Linked DNA regions of Homo sapiens: all the other regions are linked to region 2. A link is a loop called in an ENCODE intact Hi-C map of the cell type or tissue named here. Cell type or tissue: PC-9. All regions are shown on one strand. Each heading gives the region's core, and the rest is flanking DNA. Links, peaks and the distances in the headings are about the cores only. Region 1 has its middle 280 kb from the start of MIR4422. Region 2 has its middle 230 kb from the start of LINC01753. Region 3 has its middle 150 kb from the start of MIR4422. Region 4 has its middle 310 kb from the start of LINC01753. Region 5 overlaps LOC105378740 (a long non-coding RNA gene).

Region 1 (6,635 bases), core at 1,636-6,635, 210 kb after region 2:
CACGAGTTTAATCTCCACAACAGTCCCAGGAGATTGGTATGTACATCGTTATCTCCATTTGACAGATGAAGAAAGTGAAGCACAGAGAGTCTAGATGATACAACTGGTAAACCACAGAGCCAAGTTCTGACACAGGTATGCTGACTCCAGAGGCCACTGTTCTTACCTGCCTCACTGCATCCTAACTGAAGGGTTTCCTTGCAGTGGCACTGATTGAAACATCGGATGAAATGAAATGCTCAATGGAAATCAATCGGCAGCAAAGGGCTTGATTCTCCATTGTATACTTTGCCATTCTTTTAGCAGCCTCTGTTTGTGCCATCTGTGCTCTGTGTTCCAAGCATAGGACTGGGTGACACTGGCATTAGAGTCAGAAAAGCCACATTATATATTTTTTCATGCACCTAATCCATGGCTGCCCACTGTCCCTGAATTTGCCATCCACAGTCCTGCTTTTTTGTCTTTGCCTGTGTTCATCCTTCTGCCTCGAATGTGCTCTGCCCACATCTTAATTTGGAGAACGCCTTCTCCTCCTATAAGGGTCACCCACTCTGTGTAGTCTTCTCTGATTTTCCAGGTTTCCCAGAGTTGTTCCATCCTCTGTGATTCCTCAGATTTTGCACTTTCTGGTAGGCACACAGTGCTCCATGGTAACACGTGTCCTCTTTCTCCATGACCTTTCAACCATGTGTGACTTGAGGGCAGAAACTGAGTCTTCTTCAACTTTGAATCTGCAGTGCCAAGGAGAGGACAGGTTCATGGTAGAGGCTCAATAAGCCTGAACTGATCAACTAAATAAATGAAAGCCCTTTTCCTGAAAGGGTTTCTGTGATTCTATGTGATATTTTTCTCCAGAACATGTGGTTTTCAGGCCAGAGCATGGCTTTCCCACTACTTCCCTTGTAAACAACTCTATAAGAGTTTGGCTTCCTGGAATTTTGCCTGCATTTTCCTTATAATTACATCCCAATTGTTTCCTATTTGTTTGACACCTCTTAATTCCCTGGCTTCTTCCTTGTCTAAAAGTTGCCGGCTGTACTCTGATTGCTGGGCTGTTCTAGTCTGGATTGACCTCCTCTCATCAGACAGGCCCTGTGGGCAGAAATTTCTGTTTGGGGGCAGTTTCCTGAAATTTCAGCCTAGGCCAGATCATGGGCTTTGGGCTTTATCACTTATTTGGTAAATGAACGTGCTATTTCACTTTGCTAAACTTCCATTTCCTCACCTGTAGAATGGGATCACTTCTATCTTCTTCCGTAGGATGTTTTGAGGATTTAATAAGTTGTAAATATGCAAAATACTAGCACATACTAGGCACTTAATAAATGCTCTAGTCTCTTTCCCTATGCAGACAGGATCTGCTTTTTCCTGTAATGCACTGCATTATCCATAAAACAGGGAAAAGAATACTTACTGTGCACAGTTATGAGAAATAAAGTCCATAGAATGATTTTAATTATTGTGGACACATCCCCACCTAGCACCCTCCTTTGACACCATGTTATTAAGCAGAAACTTACAAATAGATAAGTTATTTTTCTGTGGCTCAAACCACACTGCCCTGCACCTATTTGTTACACAAAAGCATGCTTGATGAACAAGTGCTATGAGAACAAGTATGGAAGAAGACTGATGAGCTCTCCTTGGGTAAGTGGGCAGGGCAGACTTCAGGAGACCAGGACTCACAGGGACAGAAGGGTGGGGAAGGTACAAAGCAGCCCTCCCTCCTCAGACCTCCAGACTGAGAGACAAGGCAGGGCTAAGAGTAAGGACTCGGAACACAGCCCTGCCTGAGGAAAGTAAATGTAAGACAATAAAAAGAAGGCTTTGAGAGAGAAAACCAAGGCTAAGTCCTGGAAGCGCCATTCACTAGCTGATCAACCTTGGGCAAATTTATGAGCCCCTTTCCTCACCTGTAAAATGGGTTGGATAATCCCAGCTTGTACCGTATAAGAGTTTTGCATCAAAATTACACAAGATAATGTACGTGGGCACAGTTTAAACTACAACATTGTGTGCCATTGGGAGGGAGTCTCTTAATAATCTTTTAGTCTGTTTTTAATCTTCAAGCCTGTAGGTCACCTGCCAACACACTTTGCCAAGAATTCCTTAAGATACCATCTGAAATGCTTCACCTAAATCCAAAATTCTAGGAGGCTTTCGTAAGAAGATTGGCAACCAGAGAATTCTCCAGTGCTTGTCCAGGAGAGTCTTATCTTAAACCACCTTTGCTGTTCCCTACAAAATGTTGACCATGTAAGGACAGAAGGGGAAGGAATACAGTCCATCATTCAGTATCCAGGGAGGATTGGTTCCAGGAACCACCCACAGATACCAAAATCCACAGATGTTCAAACCCCTTATATCAAATGGCATAGTGTTTGCATAGAATCTATGCACATCCTCCTGTATACTTTAAATCATCTCTAGATTACTTATAATACCTAGTTAAGTGTAAATGTTATGTAAATGGTTGTTATTCACTATTAGTTGTTTATTTGTATTTTCTTGTTATATTGTTTTTTTGTTTTTTTCCAAATATTTTTTATTTGTTGTTGGTTGACTCCTCAGACAAGAAACCCATGGACATGTAATTAAGCATCTGTAATTAATGCAATTAATTACATGACTGTAATTAATGCAATTAATTACATGACTGTAATTAATGCAATTAATTACATGACTGTAATTAATGCAATTAATTACATGACTGTAATTAATGCAATTAATTACATGACTGTAATTAATGCAATTAATTACATGACTGTAATTAATATGGTACATAATTATTCTCTTTATCATAAATTATCACTTCAAATACTAATATTGTCAAATTATTATCATTCTCTTTGCCATAAAAGCTAATCTTTTGTATTTTTAATTTGGATGTGGGATCTTGACAGGTGGGGTCATGCATAAATGAAATTGTATTTGAACATCCACACATGTTGCATACAGAACCTTGGACCCGTGCCCAGGCAATTCTTTCATGTGCTGCCATCCAAGAGGAGGTCTCATTTGAAAACTAACAACTGATATTCCTTCACCATCCAAGTGTAAACAGAACTCTGATCCAAGAACTTGCTATTGTGCATCTCTGGTGGGCATTAGCCCATGTTGAAAAATTCATCATGACTGGTGGTCACAGTGTTAGAAAAAAAATTATTATTTTTCTGTCCTCAAACCCTCAAAATAAGAGTAGGCATTCCATAAATGAAATCAATAAGTATGTGAAGCGCACTTTACAAATTTTTCTCTGATTCTCATAATGCCACCACAAAGTAGTTATTATTGTACCCATTTTACAGGTGAGAATGGTTGTAGGGTTGTCTTGAAGTAACTTTGGGCATCAATAGTGACAGAACCGAGAATGGGCTAGATGTTTATCATCACAACTCAGCAAATATTGTTTCAGTGTCAACCATGTAAAAAGTCACTTTAAGGCCAGGCGTGGTGGCTCACACCTGTAATCCCAGCACTTTGGGAGGCCAAAGCGGGCAGATCACTTGGGCCCAGGAGTTCCAGACCAGGCTGGGCAACATGGCAAAACCCCATCTCTACTAAAAATACAAAAATTAGCCAGGTATGGTGGTGCACCTGCAATCCCAGCTACTTGGGAGACTGAGGCACGAGCATTGCTTGAACCCAGGTGGTGGAGGCTGCAGTGAGCCGAGATTATGCCACTCCAGCCTGGGCAACAGAGGAGGACTCTGTATTCAAAAAAACAAAGTCTCTTTATTAAGATTGAAGATATGAGGATGAAACAAAACAAGTTTAGTCATTGCACTTGTGGAACTCACAGCTTGGAGGTGAAAACAGGTTCATCAGATTTACAATCACTTCTTTGTTGTGTAAGGGAGAGAGGTAACATAGTGCAAAAGGAGTTGACCTGGGTTGAGGTGGGGAAGAGAAGTAGGGTAGTCACAGCACAGCGGGAGTAAAATAGGGTCAGGGGAGTTTAGAGGGTAGAACTTTGCAGGCAGAGAGAGCAGAGAGGAGCAATTCAGGGCATAGGAGAGAGTAAAGGAGAAGCAGCAGGAGGGGTGGATCATGAGGGTGGGGAGCTGGGCAGAGCTGTCCAAGGGCTCCACCTCCATCCTGACACCTCCAAAGGGCCTCTTCAAGGTCTTCTCTGGGGACAGACATGCACAGATTAATGTGCCCCAACTTGCTTCTTACCCGCATTTATCCTCCTCACTGCAGCCTCAGTGGACATAATGCAATTCATTGCAAGGTGGTCCATGGTCCAAGTCAGGGATGTTGGTGCCCAGGTGTGGGCTGTGACGGTGGAGATGGGGAAGAGTGGATGAATTCAGGGATCCTGAGGAGGCAGCAGGACTCTGAAGCCACAGAAAAGCCCCAGCCTACTGCTGCCAGGGCACTGATGGGGGATGTTACGGAGATGAGGAATGAAGAGCAGGAGAAGGGCAAGGGGGAGTCCCAAGCCAGGGTGTCGGCCTGAATTACATTGTTTGCCAATGTGTACTTTTTTCTTTTCTTGTTCTTTCCTTTTATTTTTTCAATCATATGCATATGATACAAACTATTATCTTTTAAAAGTTTATACAGGATTGTAACCCTGTTTTATATATGGGAAAAGGCTGACTCCCTGTGGGTTTTCTGTATTTTCATATTGACATAATTCAAACAATGTGATGAATCAACTCTCTGTAATTTCTGAAGCTGGACTCAGAGAAGCTGAGTTTTATGGAAACTTTATTGAGCTGTGCCCTGGGGCTGGGTGGCAATCCTTGGGGAAAAGGGTATTTGGGGGTAGGATTTACACACTGTTCACTGTGTTCCGGAGCATTCTTCCCTCCAGAAATTAACATGAATGTTGTATGGCATATGAGGAAAACTTAGGGGTTAAGTGACTTGCTTATGGACACCCAGCTGGTAGGTGGTAGAATCTGCTAACTCCAAGTCCAGGGCTCCTTCCCTGAAGGTGTGCCCCTCCCAGGAACAGATGACACAAACCCGGCTCTGAGGAAGGAGGAGGCTTCTGGGGTATTTTTCCTGTCTCTCCAGCTTTTCCAGGCTGTTTATTTAACCTGAGTGGGTCTCTTCACTGCGCCTGAGCATCCCCTTTCCCAGGCACATTAAGGAGCAAGCAGGGGCTGCTCCCCTTGGAATCCATTTTCTCTTCTGATAAAGACCTTCCCAAGTTGGCAGACAGAGCATCAGGCTTCTAGCCCTGACTCCAGGGCCAGTGTTCTTCTCCCACTCCCCACAGCTTCAGTGAGATAATTCAACTGATGAACAAAGGAATCATGTGTTCAACCTAAGAGTCTCTTCCAAATCTAAGCAGATAAGAGGGAATATTCAAATCTTAGACTCTCAAAGGCAGCTAGGGGATTTGATCTTCCTTTTCTGGAATAGGTCGGCATTACTATCCATTTTACACATGAAGAAAAAGAGATTTGGGAAATGTGAGTAATTTGCCTGGGATATTTAGTAACATGGTCAGGATTTGAACCCAAGTTTCAGCTGTAAGAGTCCCCAGCACAGTCTTCAGCAATAGTAGGTGTTCAAGATGTTTGTTCCCTTGCATGCTTCCAACTCTCTGCTGATCCTGCCCCTTCTCTGGAAAGTAGACACCTATCGGCATTTTTCCAGAGTGAAAGCAGCTGTTCCCTGGGTACCTGTGCCTTTGTCTCAAAGTTGTGCCATAAGTATACCTCTAAGGAATTAACAAGCCCGCATATGGTATAGGGTAGATGGGAGGCTGCACTAAGGTGGCATAAAAGATTTTTAATAGAGCTTTACAGGAGTGAACCCTCTGGCCAGGCAGGGTAGGGAGTGAGGCAGAGGATTGGGGTGGAAAGATGAGCAGATCTGACAGGTGGACAGTCAGCTCTGATGGAGAAAGAGGAGCTAAGAAAAAGCCACAGCCTCCACGGGAGAGTGCTGAGCTCAGATCCTGGTGCTGGGACTCACCATGTGACCCAGGGCAAGTTCCTTCCCTCATGAAACTTACCTATGCATTAACGAATCTGCATGTAAGAAAATGTTCTAAAAGCAGACATGAGAAAGGGAAGAGGGAGGAGGAGAGGAAGAATGGATTGGTTCAATCAGTGCAGGTTCACAGTGAGGCCAGAAGATCATCCCCACTCCATACCTCCTCCCACCCTGTACCCTGTGAGCAGATAGCAAACAGGCATCCCCTTGCCCCCACACTGACCATGCACACTCAATAGTTGTGCATAGGCTGTTCTTGCTAACAGGAAAGGTTTTTGTTCTCTTCTCTGCCTGGAAAACTCATAATCCATTTTTCAGGTCTCAGGTCATGTCACCTCCTCCATGAAGTCTTCCTTGACTCCTCTCTCACCTCCACCCACCCTCAGACACTCATACCTTTGAGTTTTTACAGCATTGTATATACTCCAAGGACAGCATTTATTACCTTGTTATTATTGTAGTAGTACTATTACTAGTGGCATAAAGTACTATTTAAGGAACACTTTTTGGGGGGGGCCAGACATAGTGTTATGGTCTTTTTACAAATTATGTATCATTTAAATTTCATCACTATGCCATAAATTAGGTATTTTCTTCTCAACTTTAAAAGTAAGGAAACTAAGGCTCCAAGAGGTTGGTGGTTTTACTACTGTGTAACTCAAGCAAGGGACAATGCC
Region 2 (6,671 bases), core at 636-5,635:
AGCATTAAGCCATAGATGGAAGCTTGCCCTGGGCTAGAGAGGGTGATAATATGGAAGACTTTATTGCCTGAAGAGTCTCCCCTACTGTAGCCTTCACCCATGAAAACTTCACTTTAGGTAGATTGTAGAGATGTGTACATTTTAAAGGCTTTAAGGCATTCTCCTGTGAAAAGTCAATGTGTCATATTTATCCCTCATGTTGCTATAGCTATGGTCCTTTTCTAAGCACTTTCGCATCCATTTGCTCATTTGAACACAGCATGACCCTGTGGAGGGTCCCGGCTGAGAAGCATGAAGGGTGGGATGGGGCCCAAAGCCTGCCACCTACTTGCAGTGTGGGACTCAGAGGAGTCTGAGTTTAGCTCAGGATTCCTTTCAGGAGGACTTCCCTGATTATCTTTTCACAGGACAGCCTCTTCATTTCTGTAAGCACCAGGCAATCTATTGAGTACTTTGAGGAACTTCAAATGAGCTAATGGCCCTGTTGTGGTCAGGAGTGCTGGCCTCAGGATCCCTGGGTTCAAATTCCTAGTATCACTACATCCTGGTGCCATCTTGCAAGAAGAACCTAACTTCTCTATGTTTCAGATTTCTTGTCTTAAAGGGACAAAATTATATCTACCTTGTTGAGTTTTATTTTTTTGAGATGGAGTCTTGCTCTGTCGCCAGGCTGGAATGCAGTGGCACCATCTCGGCTCACTGCAACCTCCAACTCCCTGGTTCAAGTGATTCTCCTGCCTCAGCCTCCTGGGTAGCTGGGATTATAGGCATGTGCCACCATGCCCAGCTGATTTTTGTATTTTTAATAGAGATGGGGTTTCACCATGTTGGCCAGGATGGCCTTTATCTCCTGACCTCATGATCTGCCCACTTCAGCCTCCCCAAGTGCTGGGACTACAGGTGTGATCTACCATGCCTGGCCTTAATAAAAATGAAAAGACATAATCCATTGAAATTATTTACATTAGGGTTTCTCAACATCCACACAACTGGCATTTTGGACTAGACAATTCTTTGTTGCTGGGAACTGTCCTATGTACTGCAGGATGTTTAGCAGCATCACTGGCCTCTACCCACCAGATGCCATAGCACTCCAAAAATGTCTCAGACATTTTCAAATGTTTCAGGGGTTGGGGGGCAAAATTAATTTCCATTGAAAACCACTGCTTAGGCTGGCACAGTGTCTCACACCTGTAATCCCAGCACTTTGGGAGGGTGAGGCAGGCAGATCACTTGAGGTCAGGAGTTCAAGACCAGCCTGGCCAACATGGTGAAAGCCTATCTCTACTAAAAATACAATAAAAGAAAACCAGGCTTGGTAGTGGGCACCTGTAATCCTCCTGTAATCCTAGGTACTCGGGAGGCTGAGGTACGAGAATGCTTGAGCCTGGGAAGTGGAGGTTGCAGTGAGCCGAAATCACACCACTGTGCTCCAGTCTGGGCAATATAGTGAGACTCTGCCTCATGAAAAAAAAGCCTAATAATAGCTCAGTGAATGTTAACTATTACTGTAATTTGTATTATTGTGTTGTGATTATTAATGTCTTCTGAAGATGAAGTACAAATCTCCCCATTCTATGCTACTATAGAGAAGAAAGAATTCAGTTTTTAAAGCTGAGATAAATCAAATAATTCTAGCATCACAGATTTGCTGGTACTAGTTCCCCCGTGTATTAAATAGGCACAATGTGGCTATTTCTTAAGCTAGTTGAAGATTCAGTGAGCAAGCGCAGATCAAACAGCCTGGTGCTGAAGAGTAGATCAGTGGCTGTTACCTGAATCATACTGTTTTGTCCCTTTGAGGAGGGGTGCTCTGGAAAGAGCCCCTGCCAGCCTCAGAGGAAGGGACATTGCTGGGCAGCAGGTCACATGCAGTGCTTGTCTCAACAAAGCAAAGTAACATGTGGCAAGCACAGCTGGGGGCAGCTGTTCCCTCGTTCCCTGAGGATAAAGCCCTGCTCTGTGGATGAGCATTTTTTGGCACCAGGATAGACACAGCTAAGCCTAACTGGTTATCTGCCAGGCTTGAAGCTGGCCCAACCTTGCCCACCCATCTGCAATTCTTTCCTGATTAGGAAGAAAGTAAATTCACCTCTGAGTCCTCTGCGTGGGAACAAAGCTCTACTTTGCCTGACTTTCAAGATACACAATTAGGATTCCCCAAAGGTTATTGGTGTCAGACTGGCACACAGTAGGTGTTTAACATACTTTCTAAAACCTTTGATGATGCTAGTTTTATGTATCCTGCTTCACTTAATCCTCACACTAATCTTTTGGAGTCAATATTATTGAATTTTATAGATGAAGAAAAGGTTCAGAGGGTTAAGTGGATTTTCTAACAAAACATAACAAGCCGAGTGGTGAACCTTGCATTTGAACCCACATCTGTCTAACTCTGTGCCCTGTGATCTTTCTAATATTGCACCTGTAACGTACAAATCTGGGAAAGAAAAGTAAATCGGGAGGCTATTTCATGATTTTTTTTTTAACTCTCAAGCAGGTGAAAAGATTGCCCACTCACACAGACCCAAGTAACAGATTAGTCTCTCCAACTTCATTAGAAACAATTTTATTTCTCTGAATATTGTGTCTCATTGATTTGCCCTTTTTCCAGGCAGGCACAGTGTTAGAGGCTGAGAATTCTGATCTGAAAAGCCCAAGTCAAAGACCTCCCTGAATTTGAAAAGCCCACAGGAGAAAAACAAGAGATAATCCTTTGACATTTCTTTGCAAGATCCCAATTGTGGCAAATTTTGTGTTCCCAAGTGCTGTGGAGGCACAAGGCAGCAATGACCAGCTCTGTCTGTGAGAGTCAGAACTTCCCAGTCAAAGAGAAATGAACTGAATCTTAAAGGGGGAGCAGGAAGATGTGCACAGTGACTTGTCCCTGAGCCTGGTCCTGGTAAAGGGAACTTAATGTTTAAAGGCATAGTGATGTATAAAGCGGGTGTTTAGGGAGCAACAAGTAAGGCTATGTGGTTGGATTTTAACATCTGCCATTAGGATGCAGACACGGCTAAACATTTGCCAGGTCTTCCATAGCCCCCTAGTATGTCAGAGCCAGACATTCACAAGGTAACTGAAACCAGAGAAGGAACCTGGCCTGTTCAGGGACACTGGAGAGCAAACCTCACTCCTGATTCCCAGAACAACACTTCACCAAACTGAGCTGCCTCTTGTGTAATCACCCTCATTCTCGTTTGGAGCCACCGCCTATGTGTCTCCTGCCTGGCCCAGATTCCTGGGGTCTCAAACCACATGAGACCTCAGAAGGGTGCATTAGTCATTTGCATTACTATCCGACCAGCATAGTTTCCTGGCCATGAAGCCTCCTGGCTTTAGAGATGCGTAACATGTGCTCATTTCCCTGCAGGGTTCAGCTTCGTTTAAGCTCAAACAAATGAGAAATGCTATGAAAAAATGTACAGTCCTTGACCTTTGAGCTCTTCCAGTTGGCTGATGGCCTTGGGTGAATTCCTCCCCCATGAATCAAAGTCAGGAGCCAAGTTGCATTATTTTAAGGACTCCAGGCTCAATGCCTTTCCCCTGTTTGCACTGCTCTCTCATTCCCTCCAAGTCCTACTGAGTCTTTGAGGCTCAGGCCAAGTGCCATCTCCTCTGGAAGCCTTCTCCCATTCCACCTCTCCACAACATCTAGTCCAAAGCTATCACTCTCTTCTCTGAACTTCTAAAATACTGTCTCTAATATCTATTCCACACCCAGCATATTTTAATTAAAATGTGAAAAAGGAAAATACAAATTTATGTCTTGTTACTTCCCCAACATTATACACTCTGAAGGCTTCCCCAGCCATATGGCACTGTCTGTCTCAGGCCAGTGGCACATTGGCTTACTTCTACCTTTGGATTGATGTCATTCCTACCTCCCAACACACTGTTCTCACTTTGTTTTCCTTCTCTCCCCCTCCATATCCACTCATCTGGCTTTCCCTACTGGGCCTTAGTAGATATTGAACATTTAACCATGGGCTACAAGTTACCATGTGACCTGAGCTTCCCAGGATGAACTGACTGTTGTCTGGCCCATCAAGCCATAAAGTTGGGTGTGTTCATCAGCACTCTACCATCAAATGGAAGTGACGTATAGGAGATGGGGTTCAAACAAGCCCTGGAAGCATGAGTAAGTTATGTGAAGAAGTGACCCAAATGCCCATGGTCCTCACTCCTATGTTACCTTATATCTCCCAGCCTGCACCCTATATCCTCATGAAAAGTTTTCTGTGATGAGTTGACACCTTTACCTACTTCCTGAATGACTACAGAAGCCTCTGAACTGGTCCCCTTGACTCTAATCCCTTTTATTTCCTTTTCTCCACTATAACTTGCCAACATGATCTTCAAAAAATGCTGCCCTGAGCACATTGTTCTCAGAAAGCTATGGCCCATTCCCACCCCTGTTGCTTGCAGAATTCCTGCTTACTATTCAAGGCCATGCTCATACTCTGCCTTCTGTTATCACTCCCCAGAGGGTACAGCTGGTTGGTGCTTCTCAAACATTATTCCCAAAGGACCCTTAAGGGCACAGAAAAGTGATCAAGTGTTCCTGAAGGTCCTAAAGGTAAAGCCTGAAACAGATCTCTATAAGAGTCCTTCCAAGACCAATGGATTATCTAAGAATTATGTCAACTTTACCTTTATTCTATGATATTTCTGGATGATTCAATATTACCTAATGTTATGTTACTTACATTTTCCTAGTAAATGTGATATTCTGTAAAAACATGCTGTCTTTATTCTCTAACTCTGTATATAGCACTGACAAGCCACCATTCCTCCCCCACATAAGTCTTTCCAAGTTTGAGAAACATGAGCCCTTGAGTACTTTTTTATTCTTCTATTTCTCTCGGGCATGGTTCTTTGCCTGAAAAGTTCAGGAAATTTCACACTATGCTACGGCAATATGCACAGGACAGTCCTAGGCATTTGGAGTGTTCATAGATTCTCCGTATCAATTAAAGATTGCTTAAAATTGAAGATAAGTCATGACTATACACAGTGATAATACTACTAAACATCATGCCAGGAATGACAACTTATATAGTGCTGACTAACCAAATACTTTCCTAAGCTCTTCATGTATATAAACACACTGAGTTCTGAGAACCATACCATGAAATAAATACTGCTAATATCCTCATTCCAAATACATGATAAGAAAACTGAGCTTGGCTTTGAAATAGGCATTCCAGCTCCAAAGACCATCACCTTAACCACTACATTAATACTTCTCAATTGTCATTAATATTAACATTATCAATAAGAGTAATAACAGTAATAGCAGTAATAGTAGTAGCTGCAGTAGCAGCTACAATCACAGTAACTGCCCACACACAAGCACACCCCTTAGAATTTAAATAAATCATATAAAATCTTCTTGAAATCCTGATAGTACAGATTTGTTTGCCATAAGACCTTCATAAACAACTGCTCTCTGAGCTCTATCTTCCTTTTCTACCCACAGAAGTTCAGGCAGAGGTCTCCCAAGATCCCTGTGGTTAGAAGTTTCAGTGACAGCATGCTGAAACTAGATTGCTATGCACACAAATTGAGGCGGCTCTGTGACTATAAGTATCATGGGCAATAAGAAGGTGAAAATTCAAAGATCTCAATGCTTCTGATTGACATTCAAGAATCCACTTTGGTCTGGCTCCTACTAACCAATAGGCAGTCCTTAAACTTGAAGTCCTTTACCAGAATAGAATACTTGTTGGCTAAATGCAGGCTGGTATGCCCAAATAAGTCATGGAATAAAAGGAAATAGGATGCAGCTGTGTGCTCCATCGACCTCCTCCTACCTCCCACACTAACCAGGTTCCAACAGTGGCTGGGTAAATGGGGCAAAATTGTTTCTTCATTGATTCTTAGGTAGGACAATATTAACTATTATCAAGTGCAACTGGGTTACCACTCAAACAGGAAATACGGGAGCAAATGGAAACTGCTCCTGGGTTTGATTCCAAGAAAAGACTCTTATCAAAAGAATGCAAGGGAGTCAATGTGGGCATGAAGGGGGTCACTGATGGTGTGTGGCCCTGTGCTGGATCTTTATAAATCACTGAGATCATTGATGTCAGTATAACACGTGTCCATTCCCAGAGGGGAAAGGATAGGGCAGTGCTGGGGCTGGAGTCAGTCAGTGGCAATAGGAGAAAGTCCTAGCAGAAGGGAAACACCTCCAAAGGTCTAGCAGTAGAAAAAGGGAGCCAGGGACAGACTAAGAGTTGTCTTTTAGCCACATCTCTCAATCAGCTAGAGGGAGATCTTTTAAATGGATGGGGGAGCAGTGATTAAGGTTAGGATTCTAAGATTAGGGGAAGAAGCAAGAAAAGACTTTAGGCTTGGATTTAATTAGATTAAATCCTCAGTCAAATGATGGTGACGTTACCTCTGTCACTGGGCCATCATTGATTCCTCAGTGTCCCAGATGAGGATACTGGTGCTCAGAGAGATAAGGTAACTTATCCAAGGTAATACAGAAACAAATGTGTGGCATCAGTATTTGGAGTAATATCCATCTGACCACAAGGCTCATTTTTTTAAAAAAATATATTCTAACAAGAAGTTCTGTTTCTGACCAAGGATATACTGTTCTTTAAAACTTTAAAAAGGTGATGGCTTAAAACACACTAGAAAGTTTAAATTTAAAGTTT
Region 3 (5,000 bases), core at 1-5,000, 340 kb after region 2:
CCCCCATTTGCCCCTCCCAGCTGGCCTGGGAGGTATAAATTGGGATTAAGCACCTACTAGATGTGACATGCATGACAGTGTGAGCCACACTGTACTAAGTCTTGAAAGGGGGCACAAAGTTAATGTGGTTTGTGCCCTGAAGGGACTCACAGTCTAATGAGAGACAGGTACAGACAGAGATGACCTTGATGTGAGACAGGCATGTGCTCCTTGTCATAAGTGGCCACAGGGAGTGTGCTTTGGGCATACGATGCTAGGTTCCAGGAAGGAGGAGGTAGCGTTTTTCATGGGCCTGCAGGATGGCTGGGATCGCATTCAGGAGGTAAGAGAGAGACAGACAAGTAAGCCAGGAGAAGGGTCAGGCTGTGGGTATGGGAGCTGGGAGGTGAGGGCCTGAGGAAAACACGCAGGGGCCTAATTGTGTAGAACAGAGAGAGTGAAAGGAGAGAGTGGTGAGAAACAAATATAGAAAAATACACTGGGACCAGGTCACAAAGCAAATCAGGGCCACTGATGAGATCACGGTCAGGAGAGGCAGAATGGAAAATTCAAGAGGAAAACTCCGTTTTAAGAGTATAGTCCTTAAATAATTTTTCTTGAAAATCAGTTTCCACTAACTCATTATCCTTATGCCAAATATTATCATATGAGCATAGAAAATTACACTAAATACATCTTTATGATCCTAAAGTTGACGATATTAATTTTGATCTGCAATGAATATTTAAAAATAAAATTCTATACTTTCAATCTACCCAATATTTCTGTGGTCATTTTTCCACATTTAGATAGAAAAGTCATGACTATTCAATGTCTATGTCTAGGTGAGGTGTACTCTTGGCATTTCAGGACACACCCTTCCTTATTACTGTCCCTCCTTGGAGCCTCTGCACCTGCTGTGCCCACTGCCTGGAACAGTTTTTCCTCTTCCACTGCCTCTTTCATATTTTCATATTTTCCTCTTCCACTTCCATCTTTCATATTTCAGCTTGAACATCACTTTCTTTGACTCTCCAGTTCTGGGTTAGGTCTCCCTATCTACATTCTTGGGGTGGTCAGTCTTTCTTATTAACACTTAAAAAATTAAATAATTTAAGGGTACACTCAGATGTGAGGGGGTGATCTGGCTGTGACATCTGTCACCCCATTGATTGCCAGGGATGACTTGGTTGACCTGGCTGGCTAGGCGGGTGTCCCCTTCCTCCCTCACCGCTCCATGTGAGTCCCTCCCAAAGCTGTGTGCTCGGTCAAAGAGAACGACCATCTCCGGCAGAGGAGGACCAGGCTTTGGTCAAGGATATATGAGTAGCTGCACTCCCCTGCTAGAATCTCCAAACTTAATGGTACACTCATGCACACATGTTTAAATTCAAGCAATCAAGGCCTACATCTCCCACTTAAATGGAAGCTCAATGAGGGCAGGAGCTTTTTGTGTCTGAACTGTTTTTGCATGTAGAGACAATCAGTAGGCATTTCTCAAGTGAATGAATGTCACTCCCTTTCCAATTATGATTCCAAGAAGTTTTTAATAATTCCAAGATTTTTTTTAAAAAAAATTTGTTTTCTCAAAACAACTATCAGGTAAATTTTTACAACAATCATGCCTTCATTTTTATTTGTATTTGATTTTTCCTAGTCTCCTTACTTCTAGAAAGAATTTAAAGGAAATTTATGTACAAGACAACAGACCTGAGAAGCTTTAAAATTTAAGAGGACCTATATTTGATGTACAAAGTGATTTAAATCCATGATCTCTGCCTAGACTGCCTGGGCAGGACTAAAGCCCAGAAGATTCCTTTTCCCTATACTATTTGCAAATGTGCTTCTTCTTTTGGGTAGGCCTTCTGAGTAGTTCACCTTAAAGCTACATGAGGAAGGGACCAGGGCTTCACTAACTCCAGGTGCAGTGTATAAAAGCATGCTATCAGTTCAAATCTTTGGGATTAATTATTGCCTCAAAAGCCTTGTGAAGGGTTTATTATCCCCAATTAGATGAAGAAACTTAGGCCCAGAAAAGTGAATGACTTTGCCCAAATCACAAACTGAAGAAATGGAACAAAAGTGAGCTTTTCTGGGGAACTAAGACTAGATGCTTACTGCTCTCTGCTGCCCCCTATTGGTGTGGAGAAGAAAGAGCAAGCCTCTCTGGGTTTGCTCCAGAAACGAGCCCTGTTTTCCCACAGTGGGCGAGGGGCACCGGGCATCCTGGCACGCATCCCCTGCCAGCTCCCCTTGCCTTTTGTCTCCCTGCTCTCCCACCCCACCAGATCCTCAGGATCCCTAATTGCTCCAGTTTATGGGCTAATAACCAGAATCCAAGAATTGGAGCAGTGGGTTTAAGGGCCAGCAGGGCCAGCAGTGCCAGGCTCGCTGGACACACTGCGTGGCCTCTTCATTTCAGCCCAGTGCCTTGTCACCTGCCCTCTGAGTTCTAGGTGCAGCACTGGGAGAGGACCAGAGATAGGCAGAGCTCAGCACTAATCCACATGTGTGTCCACAAAAGGGCCTCACTCCTGCACAATAGGGCCTGTTTCCTTCTCTTAGACAGAAGCGGGATAATAGTGGCTTCACTAGGACATTGTGAAATTGAAACAAAATTCTAAGTTAGGTACTCAGAAAATGTCCACGTCCCTCGCTTCCCTTTCTGTTTTTGCTGGCAGTGTCGGCAATGACTGAAATATCGATTTCTCTCCTGCCCTGCTCCTAGGCAAGGGCCTTAGGGCTGATTTTCTGGCGGTGAAGTCACTGGACGCAGAGCCAGGAGGATGAGTAACTGCCTCTCTCCTGCTGAACTTCATCTTCTACAGGTGTCTGAGGCAGACGCAGCTCAGGCTCCTTGGCCCAACCCGGAATCAGGCCCTCACACCCAGCATGTGCTATGAGCTAACAAAGCAATCACAGCCAATCGTGGCTATAAATCCCCGGTGTTTATAAAGTCTTTGTGTATCTCTAAACTTGAATAACCCCAAGTCCCATGGGACTAGAGAAAACAAGCTACAATTGTTGTTTACCCATCAAAAGCGCATTCTTCAGAGGAATGAGGAGGCCAGGGCACAGATGTTGCTCAGTAAAGAAGCCAATGGCAACTGGGGAATGGTTGCAATGGTGAAAAAAATCTGATCAAACAATGCTTTTACATGGGATGAAGGAGAGAGCAGGGCTTGAAACAAAGAAATCAGCCTGGATGGCACTAAAGCCCAGAAGATTCCTTTTCTCTGTACTATTTGCGGATGTGCTTCTTCTTTGGGGTGGGCATTCCAAGTGGTTCCCCTTAAAGCTACGTGAAGAAGGGCCAGAGCCTCGTTGACACCAGATTCAGTGAGTTATAAAAGCATGCTATCAGTTCAAATCTTTGGGATTAATTGTTCTTTTGGTGAAGATGGAGAGAAACAAGTTTGTTACCCAACCAAGAGATGGGGCCAACATGGCAAGGATAGGAGCAGGCTGGGGTTCAGGAGCTCACCCCAAGCACCCTAGTTATCAGTTCTAAGGCAACAAGCCAGCTCAGAGACAGCCTCCCCAGGTAGGTAGACAGTGCTGAGCCCTGCTGGTGCTACGTAAGCTTGGCTCAGGGCCTGTTGGGGTGAAATTCTAGGGCACTGGAGTGGGTGGGGATGTCAGAGAGGAAGTGTACTTTGAGAGAACATCTGGTGACAAGATCAACCCCTTCATGAGTAAACTGAGGCCAAGAGCAGAGAAGAATAACAGCCAATCTTGCCATTCATTTGATTCATATTACTCAAAATGAATGGACAATTGCAGGCCTCTTGAATTTCAGTGCAGTGCCATTCGTTCTGAGCTCTTTACTCATAAGAATAGAATTTAAGGGTTGTCAGGGCCTGAATCTAATTCTGTGATGATAAAAGTGTGAGCTGTATGATGCCAAATTGCCTGCTACCCACTCATGTAGCTGGAGTTAGTATGTATCTACAGGTTTGTTTCTTCCCAAAAGGCTTTCCCAAACTCCTTCTGCTGAGCATGCGTAACTCCTTGGTTTTCTTTTAAGAGAAAGAATGCACTGCTCCATTCCATGAAATCTAAGTGGGGCTGTTAGTCAGTCTTCTACCCGCTTAGCCACAAGATTGAGGGCATGTGACCTGAGTCTAGCCAATCAAAATATTCTCTCCTGGCCACAGTGATTGGCTTGGATATGGGCAAGGCCAAACATAGCCAAACCTAGCCAATCATAATATTCTCTCCTGGCCACAGTGATTGGCTTGGATATGGGCAAGGCCAAACATAGCCAAACCTAGCCAATCAGAAACCACTCCAGGACTTGTCTACTAAAGTTAGCTGGGAGGCCAAGCTTAATAATCTTCATAATCTGAGAAGCCTTTGCTTCAAAACGAGATGTTTCAGTAGTTGAACTATCAACTACAAACCTAGAATGACTTTACAGCTCCCTGCCACCATATCTCACATTTGAAGAACCTGTTTATGTGAAAGCCTAGAAGAGAAAGGAAGGAATTGAACCTCCCAAAACTGGGTTTAAGCCAACTTCGTAACTACGATGACTTTCTCGGTTAAGAGTTACTATAGTAAAATAATCATATAACTTTGCCAAAGTTAATTTACATGTTAGAACCCTTTCTATCTTCAGGGCATATCCATTTCAATTAGGCTTCCAAGATGCTATGTCACCTATCACAGAACTCCTTCACTTTCATGACCACACCCTAATAATTGTTTTTTTAATGAGCTCATTAGTACTTTACATTATCTCCCTGATATTAACAACTAAAACTCACACAAACACAATGGTATGAACTATTTTACCTGCCATTATCTTAATTTTAATTGCTCTTTCATCATTATGTATATTATATATAATAGATGAAATTATAACCCCTCCCTTACCATCGAAACTATAGGACACCAATGATACTGCAGCTATGAATACACAGATTATGGAGACCTAAAGTTTGATTCGTCCGTAATTCCTACAACAGACTTAAAACCAGGAGAACTGTGGCTACTTGAAGTTGATAATCAAGTAATCC
Region 4 (6,671 bases), core at 927-5,926, 87 kb after region 2:
CCTATTCTTGACACCTGGCCTCTACCAAAACTCACCCCGTGCAACTCAGATTTCCATTACACTTCATTTCTGATGCTCCAGACCTCCCCCTCTACCCCAGACTGATAGCCCTCCACTCCATTCCACGTTCTCATAAACAGTCACAGCTCTTTGGCTGCAATGACAATACTCAAACTAGCTAAAAGAAAACAAAACAAAAACTGTCGTGGTAATAAAGGGGTACCTAAGCGCTGCATAGAATCAAAACACAGTGGGACTTCACAGAACATCAACAGGGACAGATACAGCCATGGGGCGTCTACTTCTACGTGAACCTGTTAGAATCTCCCAACCCTCTCTGCCCTCCAGTTTTCTCTGCTTAGTCACCACTCACCAGTGTTTCACTTTATCTTTTAAGTTTCTCTCAAGGACAATCTGGTTTCCTAAGTCTCCTCCTATGCATAATCTGCCTTTGAGGCAGGTGCCCATCCATACTTCAATAGATGGCCAGAAGGGCAGGGCATAGGACATAAGCATGGCCAGTCATGCCCTCTCCTTCAGCAGAAGTTTCATAAGAGGTTTAATGCTCAAAGAACAGGTTATAGGCTGTCATAACATTATCTGTGTTGACATGAGGCCATTAATCCATCTCTGGTTTTCACTTAGAGGGCTGGGGAAGTCTGTTGGGAAGAAAGAATAAAGCCAAAGGAAAGGGTGTAGTGAGATTGGGGTGTACTGGCAAGGAGGTTTGGTAGAGGTAAGAAGAGGCCCAGTAGAGTAGACAACCAGAGTTACTGCCAAGGGCCTGGGATCAGAGCCAAGAAGGAGCAGTGCAGTGTCAAGTCAAACAAGTGAGGCAGGCTGGATAAACAGAAGAACCTCACAAAGGTCGGAGACCAACAGGGTTAGGAGCAACATGGAACCAGGTATAAATACAGGTCAAGGAACTGGTTCAGAACTAAGTAGAGACTAGCACCTGTGTGCTGAATCTTACAAGGAATTTGGATTGTCTTGCCATGGTGAATATGCCATTTTAAGATGGCTGTTAGGAGCAGGTCACCCTTTCACTCCAACAGTCACTGTATACAAGCCTCTAATGTAGGAAAAGTACCCTCCTCTCAAGTGTATGAAACTCCAGACACTTGTGGTACCCAATAGCATCTCTAGTGGCTCTGCTCTTTACCTTGATTTCATCTTTCAGGTCCCCACAGCCCCCATCTCCCTTGGAACTTCACGTAATTCCCTGAGCTCACACCAGAAGACCATTTGAAAGACCCTGCCTTGGACTTGGCTCAGTCTATTATTCCTCGCTCACCACCAATCTGTATCCAAGATCAACTTTATGCACCCACTTGCTCCCCTTAGGTGAGTTCCTTTTCTATCCAGTATTTATACTTCCCTTCAGGATATAAAGTTGCCATTATTCCATTATTTCTCACTTCTTAGGATCCTGGCCCAGCGATCAGCCATCAGACCTAATGGCTCTAGTCATTGTCTTTCCTAAGAGCCGCCATTAGGTAAATAGCACCCAAGATGACCCCCGGCTCAACAGTGTGCCTTCCCATCTGCCCAACACTCCATGGTCAGCCTGGCCTCTCCCCAGCCCCATTCTTGCATTTTACACAACATCTGGACTCCCTTCAACTCCTCTTTGACTTGTTAATTTGACTAGCATATTTACCTAGGACCTACTCTGTGAGAGACACTACCTAGGCACTTTGACAGCATTTTTCTTTAGTTTCTAAGAGTTTATACTCCGTGGGAAGATAAAACCTCTAAATCAACTATTAAAATATAATGTGATATATGTCCTTACATAATGATGCAACAGAATGCAGTGAGAGTAAGGAATAATAGAATTTATCCCAGGCTGGGGCAATCCTGGAAAGCTTCCAGGAGAAGGAGACACAAACAGAATTTTGAAGAGTCATACTAAACTGACTACCTGAAGAGGATTGAGGAGGAAGAAGATGAAGAGACAGAGCATTCCAGGCAGAAGAACACTATGCTCAAAGTAGGAGACCCGAAATGGACTATCGTTTGAAGAACTACACAATTTTTCAGCTGTATGGCATTTTTTCCCAGGAATTTATACTCTGAGAGGTAGTGTTGGAGAAAAAGGTAAGAGCAGGACCTTGAGGGGTGACTACCCAAGCTAAAGAGTTTGTGGAAGCTATCTATTGATTTTAAGTAGGCAAGAGATACAATTGAATCCATGTTGACGAGTTCGACAGAAGACAAAAGTATTGTCCTGTCTCCCTCTGAATGCCACACTGAGAGACCACCCTTCTGCCCACCCATATCTGCTGTGGGGCCTCTGGAAAGAAGTACCCATCCATGGGCCAAAGAAGGCAGGAGGCTGGAAGGACTTGATTAGAGCAGGGGAAAGAGCAGTTTGACCTCCCGAATGACTTTGCAGCCTCTACTTTGCTGAGCACAGCAAAGAAAAATAAATCATCCTTCAAATGGCAAGGGTCAGGGCTTGCTGCAGGACTGCCTAATTAGGTGTAAGATTACATTGCAGGTCTGGTTACAGGAGGCCGACAGGAATCAAATCCAACAGCACCAGACCAGAACAAGCAAGATCTTGCTCAGAATGAAAACAGGAGAAATAGAAGGCCTGCCACCATCCCTTCCTAACCTCCCAGCTACCAAATTTGAGTAGCCAGATAATAAAGGATTTCAAAAAAGGGAGAAAAATGATCTCCTAAGATTTTATATTCAGTTTCATTTCTGATGCAGATCTCTGATTACTGACAGGTAAGTTATAAAAGAATCAAGAAAGTAGGAGATGACCATAAACAGCTTATTTGTTATTAAACATTACTGAAAAGTAATTGGCCGCCTTCTGTAAAGCATTGCACTGTCTACAGGATACACAAAAGTTATTAAGATATGACCCTTTCTCAATGAGCTTACAGCCTGATGGGGAAGAACAACCCAAAAACTCAGAACAAATATTTCTGTGTTAGGGGTTTTTGCTCTTATTGATAGAGTGGGTTTCAGTGTACATGGAGAGCACTCAGAATGTTGTCACAGAAGACATCAGTTTGAACTGAGTCTTTAAAATTGGAGTTTATCACATGATGAAAAGAGGAAACTGCTTACTCAAGAGCAGAGATATGAGAAAATACAAGGCATTTTAATGAATAACGAGGACTACATTCCCTTGATTCTAAGAGTTCATTCATTGCCAGTCATATCACTAAAAAATTATCTACTCATCATAGCATATACTTGTCCCCACCCATACAGACTATTTTCTTCTTTTATGTCACAAAGTGTTCTATGTTCAACCCGAAGATTCTTATGAATCATTTTTAGACATTAGAAGTTATGCAAAGCATAAGAATGACTCATGATTTTTTGTAAAATATGCTCAACATCTTGACCTCATTTATACCTTTAGGATTGACAGTATAAATTTTAGAAGTATCTTAAAATACCAGCGTTTCATTTTGCATTGCTTTTTTTTTTTTTTTTTCCTGAGACAGAGTCTCACTCTGTCACCCAGACTGGAGTGCAGTGGCACAATCTCAGCTCACCGCAACCTCCACCTCCCAGGTTCAAGTGATTCTCCTACCTCAGCCTCCCAAGTAGCTGGGATTACAGGCACTCGCCACCATGCCAGACTCATTTTTGTATTTTTAGTAGAGATGCGGTTTTACCATGTTGCTCAGGCTGGTCTCAAACTCCTGACCTCAAGTGATCCACCCGCCTAGGCCTCCCAAAGTGCTGGGATTACAGATGTGAGCCACTGCTCCAGGCCTGCACTGCCCATTTGATAGTACTCATAGATTTCCTCCCCTTAATTGGTTTATGCAATACTAGAAATTAACCTTCTCTTAGTTTTATTATATCTCTTGATGATTCATCCATTTTGTCTAAGTCAAAAAAAAATAGAAAGCCTAAACACTACATAACTATTAAAGAAATTGAGTCACTGTTTTTAAATCTTGTTGCTGCTATGAAAGCTCCAGGCTTAAATGGATGATTTTAATAAGTTCTACCAAACTCTCAAGGAATAATTACAATTTTATATAAACTCCTTAAGAGAACAGATGGAGGGATACTCTCAAACTAGTTTTATAAGATTAGTGCACTTTTTATGCCAAATCCAGACATGGATGATATGAAAAATAAAAATTACAGACCACTGCCACTCTTGGACAGAGATTCAAATATTCTAAACTCAATTTTTTCAAGTTGGTTCTAGCAATGAATAAAAAACATAATACAATTTGATAATGTTTCATTTATCTCAGGAATGCAAGTTTGGCTTGGTATCTAAAACCCATTGACATAATTAATTCATTTTACTAACAATAAAGAGAGGTTATCAACCCCAATAATATTTTTAATATTCAATAAAATAGAATAGTTTTATAATTTAAAATTCTTATAGAACTAGGAGTAGAGGAAAACTTTTTTAATCTGATGAAAGTTACCTATCAGAAATCTATAGTAAAGTATACTTAAAGGTAAAATGTTAGAAACAATTTGCTAGGAGAAAAGAACAAAACAATAATTCCCTATTCAATATTGGTCCTAACCAATGCAGTAAGTCAAGAAAAGAAATAAAAACGATAAGAAAAGGAAAACTCATAGTGTATTTGGTAATTTTCAATTGTCAGAAACTGAAAAAATATGCCAATTATTATAATAAGAGACTAAAGTGATTGATATAACATCAATATGCAAAAGTGAATTACAAATTAAGATTGAAGAGGCACTTGAAATAAGTAACCTTTGAAAAGGTAGCATCTATTCAAACATAAAATGCATAAAGTATATATTATATGTTGGGGGGAGATGTGTGTACATACATACAAGACCTCTAGGGAGAAAAGTGTAAAACAATTCAGAAAAAACTAATAAATGTAAATGTTTACTATGTTCATGGATAGGAAAAGTCAATATCATAGAGATGTCATTTTCCTGAATGTAATCTATAGTATCAAATTGTTTCAACCAAAATTCCAACAGGAAGTTTTTATGAAACTTAAAAAGATTTGTACCTAGATTATATAAATTTTTATCGGATCAGATGGCTTAAAAAGCTGTATATAGCATTAACACACTGAAGTAATACAGCAAGGATAGACTGACTGATATGACAGAACAGAGAACCCAGATACCATCCTGAATACATTGCAACTTGGTCTATGCTGTGGTTTGAATGCTTTCCCTAGAAGTTCCTGTGTTGGAAACTTAATCCCCAATGCAACAGTGTTGGGAGGTGGGACCTAATAAGAGGTGATTGGGTCATGATGGCAGCGCCCTCATGAATGAATTAATATTATTATCACAGGAGCAGGTTAGTTATAACAAGAGTGGGTTGCTGTAAAGTGAGTTTGGTTGCTAGTGCCTTTCTCTCTTGTCTCGTATGCCCACCTGCTTTTCCATCATGTTTGACGCAGCAAAAAGGCCCTCACCAGATATAGTCCTTCAGCCTTGGACATTCCAGCCTCCAGAACTGTAGAAAATTGATCTCTGTTTTTTATAAACTACCTAGTCTATGATATTATATTATAGCAGCCAAAAATGGACTAAGACTGGAAATTGGTACCAGGAGTGGCTTTGTTGCTACAACAAATAGCTGAAAATGTGGAAGCAGCTTTGGAACTGGGTAATGGGTAGTGGATGGAATAATTTGGAAGGACAGGCTAGAAATAGCCTGTATTGCCATGAACTGATGAATATTAAGGGCAATTCTGGTGAAGGCTCAGAAAAAGTCTGCAGGGAAAGCTTGAATTTTTTGAGAGATTACTTAAGTGCTCATAACCAGAATGCTGATAAAAGTACAGATAGTAAAGACCATTTTGATGAGATCTCAGATGGAAATAAGGAACAAGGTATTAGAAATTATTAAACTTTTGTGGCAAGAGATGTTCCTACGAAGATTCAGGACAGCATTGTTTATAATTTTAAAATATCAGAAATAGTACAAATGTTTGTCACAGGAAATGGATAGAGTAGGAATTGATGCTATAAAACACTGTGCAGCAGTGAAAATGAATGAACTATGGCTTCATGTATCCATGTAGATAAATCTCAAAAACATAATACTCAATAGGAAAAACAAGTCTCAAGATAATATACACAATATGACACCTTTATTATGGGCCCAGTATATAAATGTTCACAATATATTGGGTGCATACAAATGTAGGAAAGATGGCCTACTTAATAAATGGTTCTCCCAATGGTAACCATATTCAACTACCCAGAATTTATGTTTATCATTATGTTGCTTTTCATTATACCTTGTTAAGATATAACTAAGATATTATACATCTTAATATCTAATTATTAATATCTAATTAATTATATCAATATAAAATTAAGATATCTTATTAAGACATAATGAAAAGCAACATAATGATAAACATAAATTCTGGGTAATTGAATATGGTGACCTTTGAGAGAGAAGAGAAGAATACAGTAGAGGAGAAGCATACTGGGGGCTTCAAAAGAATTTCTGTTTCTAAAAGTAAGGAGCAATCACATGAGGATTTATTTTTCTTTATACCTGATATATACATAATACAGTCATTTCTATGAATGAAATATGTCTCAACAAGAAGTACTTTTTTGTATAAGCACCATACAAAATCTGAATATAGGTCTATATAAAAATATCACTTCTAATTCTACTATCCATAGGTAACTACTGCTAGCATTTTTAATAT
Region 5 (6,671 bases), core at 859-5,858, 66 kb before region 2:
CCCAGGTCAGAGAACAAAAGGCTTGCTGCCATCTTGGGAGTGGCCCCCCACATCTTGGGAACTCTAAGAACAAAGACCCCCAGTAACATTTGGTGGCCTCATATGGGGATTCTCCAAAGCAGTGAATAATATCAGACCACTTTCACTTGCTATTCTGTCCTATTGTTCCTTAGAATTGGAGGAAAATACCAGGCACCTGGTCGGCTGGTTAGAAATGATTAGCATGGCCGCCGGACTCAGGTGTGAGGCTTCCTGGGAAAAGGCTTTCTAACAACCCCCAACCCTTCTGGGTTGGGAGCATTAGTCTGTCTGGAACCAGCTTCCAGTTTCACAATTTCCTGGGGGAAGCTGAGGGCTGACTAGAGGCAGAAAGCTGTCGTCCTGAACTCTCAGAATTGGCCAATTGGGATCATGGTGCAGCCAGAAGTCTCTACTCCCATGTGTGTACCCCTACTTCTTCTGACCCATACCTCCTGGGTCCCAACCATGACTTTCTTGAAAGTGTAGCCCCAAAATTCTCCTTACCTCTCATCTACTTCCTGTGATCCCTGCCTCCTAGGTACCAATGCTTCAGACTTTTACTTCCGCTCCCAAGTATTAGAGCAAGTTGTATCTCCAAAGGGATCTAGGGAAGCTCTATGCTGTGTCCTTAGGCATCTAGGCTATGAACCCAGGGAGTCTTGTCCCTGATGACCCTCCCAATTTAGGTATATAGCTCTCGACATGGGCAGTTATGTGGGACCCGTTCCCCACCACCCTTGCCAAGCCTCCAAGTTCTATTATGAGCCATGGCCCCACATTTGTAAATGGCTAGGAGGATTGTTCTCCCATGTGTAAGATGTTCTCCCCCAATTTCTACCCAGCTTACACCTCTGCAATACAATCTCCAAGCCTTGGCTCCTTGGCCAGGGCCTTAGAACTGATGACCCAGTACTTTAACAACTGGGACTATGTCTACGACAACATACTAGATCAGGATGAAAACGAATTGAGTAAATTAAAGGGAGGCCCATATTCCTATAGTGGCAAATGGGGACAATGAGCAAATGTCCTTCCACTGTGTTTCCAAAATCCATCTACAAAGACAGAGAGAAAAGAGAGAGGGAAAGAGGCAGAGAGACAGAGTCAAAGAGAGAAAGAAAAAGATGGAAGTAGTAAAGAAAAAAGCGTGCCCTATTCCTTTAAAAGCCAGGGTAAATTTAAAACCTATAATTGATAATTGAAGGTCTTCTCCATGACTCTATAACACTCCAGTACTACCTTGTTGGTGTAAACAAGGGCGTAGCCTGAAAACACTGAGACCACTGACAACCTGTAGCCTTCCTATCAAATATCCTTAACGCAGTAACCCGCATATGGACCAAATGCATTCAGTCGGTAGCGGCAACTGCTTTGCTAAAAGTAGAAAAATAACCTTTAGAGGAAACCTCATTGTGAGCACAGCTCACCAGTTCAGAACTATCCTAAGTCAAAAAGCAAAACGGGAGCTTACTAACTCAAAAATCTTAAAGTATGGGGCTGTTCTGTTAGAAAAAGGTGATTTAACACTAACCACTGAAAATTCCCTTAACCCGGCAGATTTCCTAACAGAGGATTTAAATCTTCACTACCATACAAAGGTCCAACCAGACTTAGGAAGAATTCCCTTCAGGACAGGACAATAGATGCTTCCTCCCGGGTGATTGAGGGAAAAAAAAAAAACACAATGGGTATTCAGTAACTGATAGGGAGACTCTAGTGGAAGCAGAGTTAGGAGAATTGCCTAAATAATTGGTCTGCTCAAACGTGCCAGCTGTTTGCATTCAGCCAAGCCTTAAAGTACTTACAGAATCAAAACTCCATCTCAATCCTGACTCAAAAGGTTACCTACACCCTCTCTGAAATGAATTTGTGTAAGAACTGTTGTTTACGGGAATGCATCTTGATGGGGCAGCTGGGTTGTTATGAAATACTCAGGAAACCAGCTCAGCTCTAGAACTCGCCTCTGAGTGCAAAGGCAATGTTGGGCACTCTGGTAAAGGACCACTGGAATCTAGCAGCCTGGACCCCTTTCTTTGTGGTCAAGAAAGGCGGGAAAACAGGTGCAGGACTGCTACATTGGTGAGTGTAACTAATCTGATAAGCAGAGGTCCATGGGTTGTTACACACCTTGGAAATGAATAAGCATTAGGACCATAGAGGATGCTCTAGGACTAATGCTCATCAGAAAATGACTAGGTGTGCTGCCATCCCTATGTTCTTTTTTCAGATGTGAAATGTTCCCTCTCATGGCAAAAATGCACCCAAGATGTATTCTGGAGAATTCGGCCCAGTCAGAGTGCATGTACCTTTTTCCCTCTCAGATTTAAAGCAAATTAAAATAGACCTAGGTAAATTCTCAGATAACCCTGATGGCTATATTGATGTTTTACAAGGGTTAGGACAATCCTTTGATCTGACATGGAGAGAGATGTTACTGCTAAATCAGACACTAACCCCAAATGAGAGAAGTGCCACCATAACTGCAGCCCAAGAGTTTTGCGATCTCTGGTATCTCAGTCAGGTCAATGAAAGAATGACAACAGGAAAGAGAATGATTCCCCACAGGTCAGCAGGCAGTTCCCAATGTAGACCCTCACTGGGACGCAGAATCAGAACATGGAGATTGGTGCCGCAGACATTTGCTAACTTGCATGCTAGAAGGACTAAGGAAAACTAGGAAGAATCCTATAAATTATTAAATGATGTCCACTATAACACAGGGAAAGGAAGAAAATCCTATCGCCTTTCTGTAGAGACTAAGGGAGGCATTGAGGAAGCATACCTCTCTGTCACCTGACTCCATTGAAGGCCAAGTAATCTTAAAAGAAAAGTTTATCACTCAGTCAGCTGCAGACATTAGAAAAAAACTTCAAAAGTCTGCCTTAGGCCCAGAGCAAAACTTAGAAACCCTATTGAACTTGGCAAACTCGGTTTTTTATAATAGAGATCAGGAAGAGCAGGTGGAACGGGACAAACAGGATTAAAAAAAAGGCCACCACTGTAGTCATGGCCCTCAGGCAAGCGGACTTTGGAGGTTCTGGAACAGGGAAAGGCTGGGCAAATTGAATGCCTAATAGGGCTTGCTTCCAGTACGGTCTACAAGGACACTTTTAAAAAGATTGTCCGAATAGAAATAAGCCTCCCCCTCTTCCATGCCCCTTATGTCAAGGGAATCACTGGAAGGTCCACTGCCCCAGGGGATGAAGGTCCTCTGACTCAGAAGCCACTAACCAGATGATCCAGCAGCAGGACTGAGGGTGACCAGGGCAAGCGCCAGCCCATGTCATCACCCTCACAGAGCCCTGGGTATACTTGACCATTGAGGGTCAGGAGGTTAACTGTCTTCTGGACACTGGCACAGCCTTCTCAGTCTTACTCTCCTATTCTGGACAACTGTCCTCCAGATCTGTCACTATTCGAGGGGTCCTAGGACAGGCAGTCACTAGATACTTCTCCCAGTCACTAAGTTGTGACTGGGGAACTTTACTCTTTTCAAATGCCTTTCTAATTATGCCTGAAAGCCCCACTCCTTTGTTAAGGAGAGACATTCTAGCAAAAGCAGAGGCCATTATACACCTGAACATAGGAAAAGGAACACCCGTTTGTTGTCCCCTGCTTAAGGAAGGAATTAATCCTGAAGTCTAGGTAACAGAAGGACAATATGGACAAGCAAAGAATGCCTATCCTGTTCAAGTTATACTAAAGAATTCCACCTCCTTTACCTACCAAAGGCAGTACACCCTTAGACCCGAGGCCCAACAAGGACTCCAAAAGATTAAGGACCTAAAAGCCCGAGGCCTAGTGAAACCATGCAATAGCCCCTGCAATACTCCAAGTTTAGGAGTACCGAAACCCAACGGACAGTGGAGGTTAGTGCAAGATCTCAGGATTATCAATGAGGCTGTTGTCACTCTATACCCAGCTGTACCTAACCCTTATACTCTGCTTTCCCAAATACCAGAGGAAGCAGAGTTGTTTATAGTCCTGAACCTTAAGGATGCCTTTTTCTGCATCCCTGTATCTTTAACCTCCTTGTTAAGTTTGTCTCTTCCAGAATCAAAGCTGTAAAACTACAAATCTTTCTTCAAATGGAGCCCCAGATGCAGCCCATGACTAAGATCTACCACAGACCCCTGGACCGACTTGCTAGCCCATGCTCTGTTGTTGATGACATCGAAGGCACTCCTCCTGAGGAAATCTCAACTGCACAACCCCTACTACACCCCAATTCAGCAGGAAGCAGTTAGAGCAATCATCAGCCAACCTCCCCAATAGCACTTGAGTTTTCATGTTGAGGGGGCTACTGAGAGACAGGACTAGCTGGATTTCCTAGGCCGACAAAGAATTCCTAAGCCTAGCTGGGAAGGTGACCACACCCATCTTTAAACACGGGGCTTGTAACTCAGTTCACACCCGACAAATCAGGTAGTAAAGAGCGGCTCACTAAAATACCAATTAAGCTAAAGGCAGGAGGTAAAAGAAACAGTCAATCATCTATCACCTGAGAACACAGAGGGAGAGACAATGATTGGGATATAAACCCCAGGCATTCGAGCCAGGGGTGGGCAACCCCCTTTGGGTCCCCTCCCATTGTATGGGAGCTCTATGTTCACTCTATTAAATCTTGCAATTACACTCTCTTCTGGTCCATGTTTCTTATGGCTTAAGCTGAGCTTTCACTCGCCATCCACCACTGCTGTTTGCCGCCGTCGCACACCCGCTGTTGACTTCCACCCCTCCGATGCGGCAGGGTGTCCGCTGTGCTTCTGATCTAGTGAGGTGCCCATTGCCATTCCTGATCAGGCTAGAGGCTCACCATTGTTCCTGCATGGCTAAGGGCCCAGGGTTCATTCTAATCGAGCTGAATACTAGTTGCTGGGTTCCATGGTTCTCTTCCGTGACCCACGGCTTCTAACAGAGCTATAACACTCACCGCATGGCCCAAGGTTCCATTCCTTGGAATCCATGAGGCCAAGAACCCCAGGTCAGAGAACAAAAGGCCTGCCCCCATCTTGGGAGCGGCCCACCACATCTGGGGAGCTCTAAGAACAAAGACCTGTCCGTAACTTGATGGACAAGGTCAAGTAGAAGCCATTGTAACTGCCTCTACCTAGGAAAATAGTGCATTAAAAGCAATGTGGCATCCCTGATGGTATTGCAGAGATTAGTGCCACCATCGACAACTTGAAAGATGCAGGGATAGTGATTCCCACCACATCCCCATTCCACTCTACTTAGCCTATACAGAAGATCTTGGAGAATAACAGTAGGTTACTGTAAGCTTAATCAAGTGGTAACTCCAATTGTAGCTGCTATACCAGATGTGATTTCATTGCTTCAGCCAATTAACACATCCCCTGGTACCTGGTATACGGTTATTTACCTGTCCTTTTTATCCATACCTGTTCATACCAGAAACAGTTTCCTTTCAGCTGGCAAGGCCAGAAATATACCTTCACTGTCCTACCTCAGGGGTATATCAACTCTTTTGCCCTGTGTTATAATTTGGTTTCCAGGGATCTTGACCACCTTTCCCTTCTACAGGGCATTCCATTTGTTCATTACATTGACATGCTGACCTAATGAGCAAGAATTAGCAACTATCCTAAACTTATTGGTAAAACATTTACATACCAGAAGGTGAGAAATAAATCCAACTACAATTCAGGGGCCTTCTACCTCAGGGAAAGCTTTAGAGTTGCAGTTGTATATCAAGATATCCCTTCTAAGGTGAAGAATAAGTTATTGTATCTGGCCCCTCTCACAAGCAAGAGAGAGGTACAATGTCTAATGGACCTGTCTGGATCTTGAAAACAATGTGTCTGTCATTTGGACATGTTACTCCAGCCCATTCACCACATTAATGGAAAAGCTGCCAGTTTGGAGTGAGGCCCAGAATTTTTTAAAAGGCTCTGCAATAGGTCCACGCAGCTGTGCAAGCTGTTCTGAGACTTGGGCCATGTGATCCAGCGGATCCTATGGTGCTTGAAATGCCAATGGAGAAAGATGCTGTTTGGAGCCGTTGGTGGGGCATTATTGGTGATTTGCAACATAAGCCTTTAGGATTTTGGAACAAAGCCCTGCCATCATCTACAGATAACTACTCTCCTTTTGATAGATGTCTTTTGGACTGCTACTGGGTCTTAATAGAAATAGAACACTTGACCATGAGTCACCAAGTTTCCATTGCAACTGAGCTTACCATTATACACTAGTTATCTGACTCATCAAGCCATAAAGTTAGGTGTGCACAGCACTGCTACATTAAGTGGAAGTTATATGTGTGTAATCAGGCTCAAGAAGGCCCTGAAGGTACAAGTAGGTTATATAAAGAAGTGGCCCAAATGCTTGTAGTCCCAACTCAGGCTATACTGCCTCTCTCTCCCAGCCTGCACCTATGGCCTCATGGGAGTTCCCGATGATCAATTGACAGAGGAACAGATTTGTGCCTCATTTGCAGATGGTTCTATATAAAATGTGGGAGCTGCCTGAAAGTGAACAGGGGCAGTACTACAGGCTCTCTCTGGAATATACATAAAGAACAGTAGTAAAGGGAAACCCTGCCAGTGGGCAGAAATTTGGGCACCGTACCTGGTTGTGGACTTTGCTCAGAAGAAATGGCCAGATATGGTATACCAATTAATGAGCTG

What was found. A loop is a pair of places that touch in the nucleus more often than their neighbours do. Peaks named below come from ENCODE experiments on the same cell type or tissue, not always from the same donor. Only the 100,000 strongest peaks of a DNase experiment are listed, where the experiment ranks them.
Region 1: a loop joins it to region 2, with 3 times the contacts of the local background. A loop is called at or near these places in 2 of 110 quality-filtered maps.
Region 3: it touches region 2 in a loop (2.5-fold over the local background); 4 of 110 quality-filtered maps call a loop at or near these places.
Region 4: it touches region 2 in a loop (6-fold over the local background); 2 of 110 quality-filtered maps call a loop at or near these places.
Region 5: a loop joins it to region 2, with 8 times the contacts of the local background. A loop is called at or near these places in 3 of 110 quality-filtered maps.

What each region holds. Positions count from the first base shown.
Region 1 is chr1:55,505,190-55,511,824 of GRCh38, reverse strand. No RefSeq gene overlaps it. Among named protein-coding and RNA genes, the nearest start is that of MIR4422, 280 kb to the right of the region's middle. RefSeq lists an enhancer at 3,483-3,652. In PC-9, for the core only: a CTCF peak has its summit at 4,633; DNase peaks (open chromatin) are centred at 3,814 and 4,674; H3K27ac peaks cover 1,880 bases.
Region 2 is chr1:55,715,698-55,722,368 of GRCh38, reverse strand. No RefSeq gene overlaps it. Among named protein-coding and RNA genes, the nearest start is that of LINC01753, 230 kb to the left of the region's middle. RefSeq lists enhancers at 1,409-1,909, 1,910-2,410. In PC-9, for the core only: no CTCF peak of the experiment used is centred there; a DNase peak (open chromatin) is centred at 3,328; H3K27ac peaks cover 3,544 bases.
Region 3 is chr1:55,372,959-55,377,958 of GRCh38, reverse strand. It overlaps the pseudogene MTCO2P34 and the pseudogene RN7SKP291. Among named protein-coding and RNA genes, the nearest start is that of MIR4422, 150 kb to the right of the region's middle. In PC-9, for the core only: CTCF peaks have their summits at 1,920 and 2,119 (motif pointing left); no DNase peak of the experiment used is centred there.
Region 4 is chr1:55,628,858-55,635,528 of GRCh38, reverse strand. No RefSeq gene overlaps it. Among named protein-coding and RNA genes, the nearest start is that of LINC01753, 310 kb to the left of the region's middle. In PC-9, for the core only: no CTCF peak of the experiment used is centred there; a DNase peak (open chromatin) is centred at 3,298; H3K27ac peaks cover 2,085 bases.
Region 5 is chr1:55,781,601-55,788,271 of GRCh38, reverse strand. LOC105378740 (a long non-coding RNA gene) reads left to right here. Exons shown (of 3, transcript XR_947380.3): 3 at 4,062-4,611. Among named protein-coding and RNA genes, the nearest start is that of LINC01753, 160 kb to the left of the region's middle. In PC-9, for the core only: no CTCF peak of the experiment used is centred there; a DNase peak (open chromatin) is centred at 3,031; H3K27ac peaks cover 2,032 bases.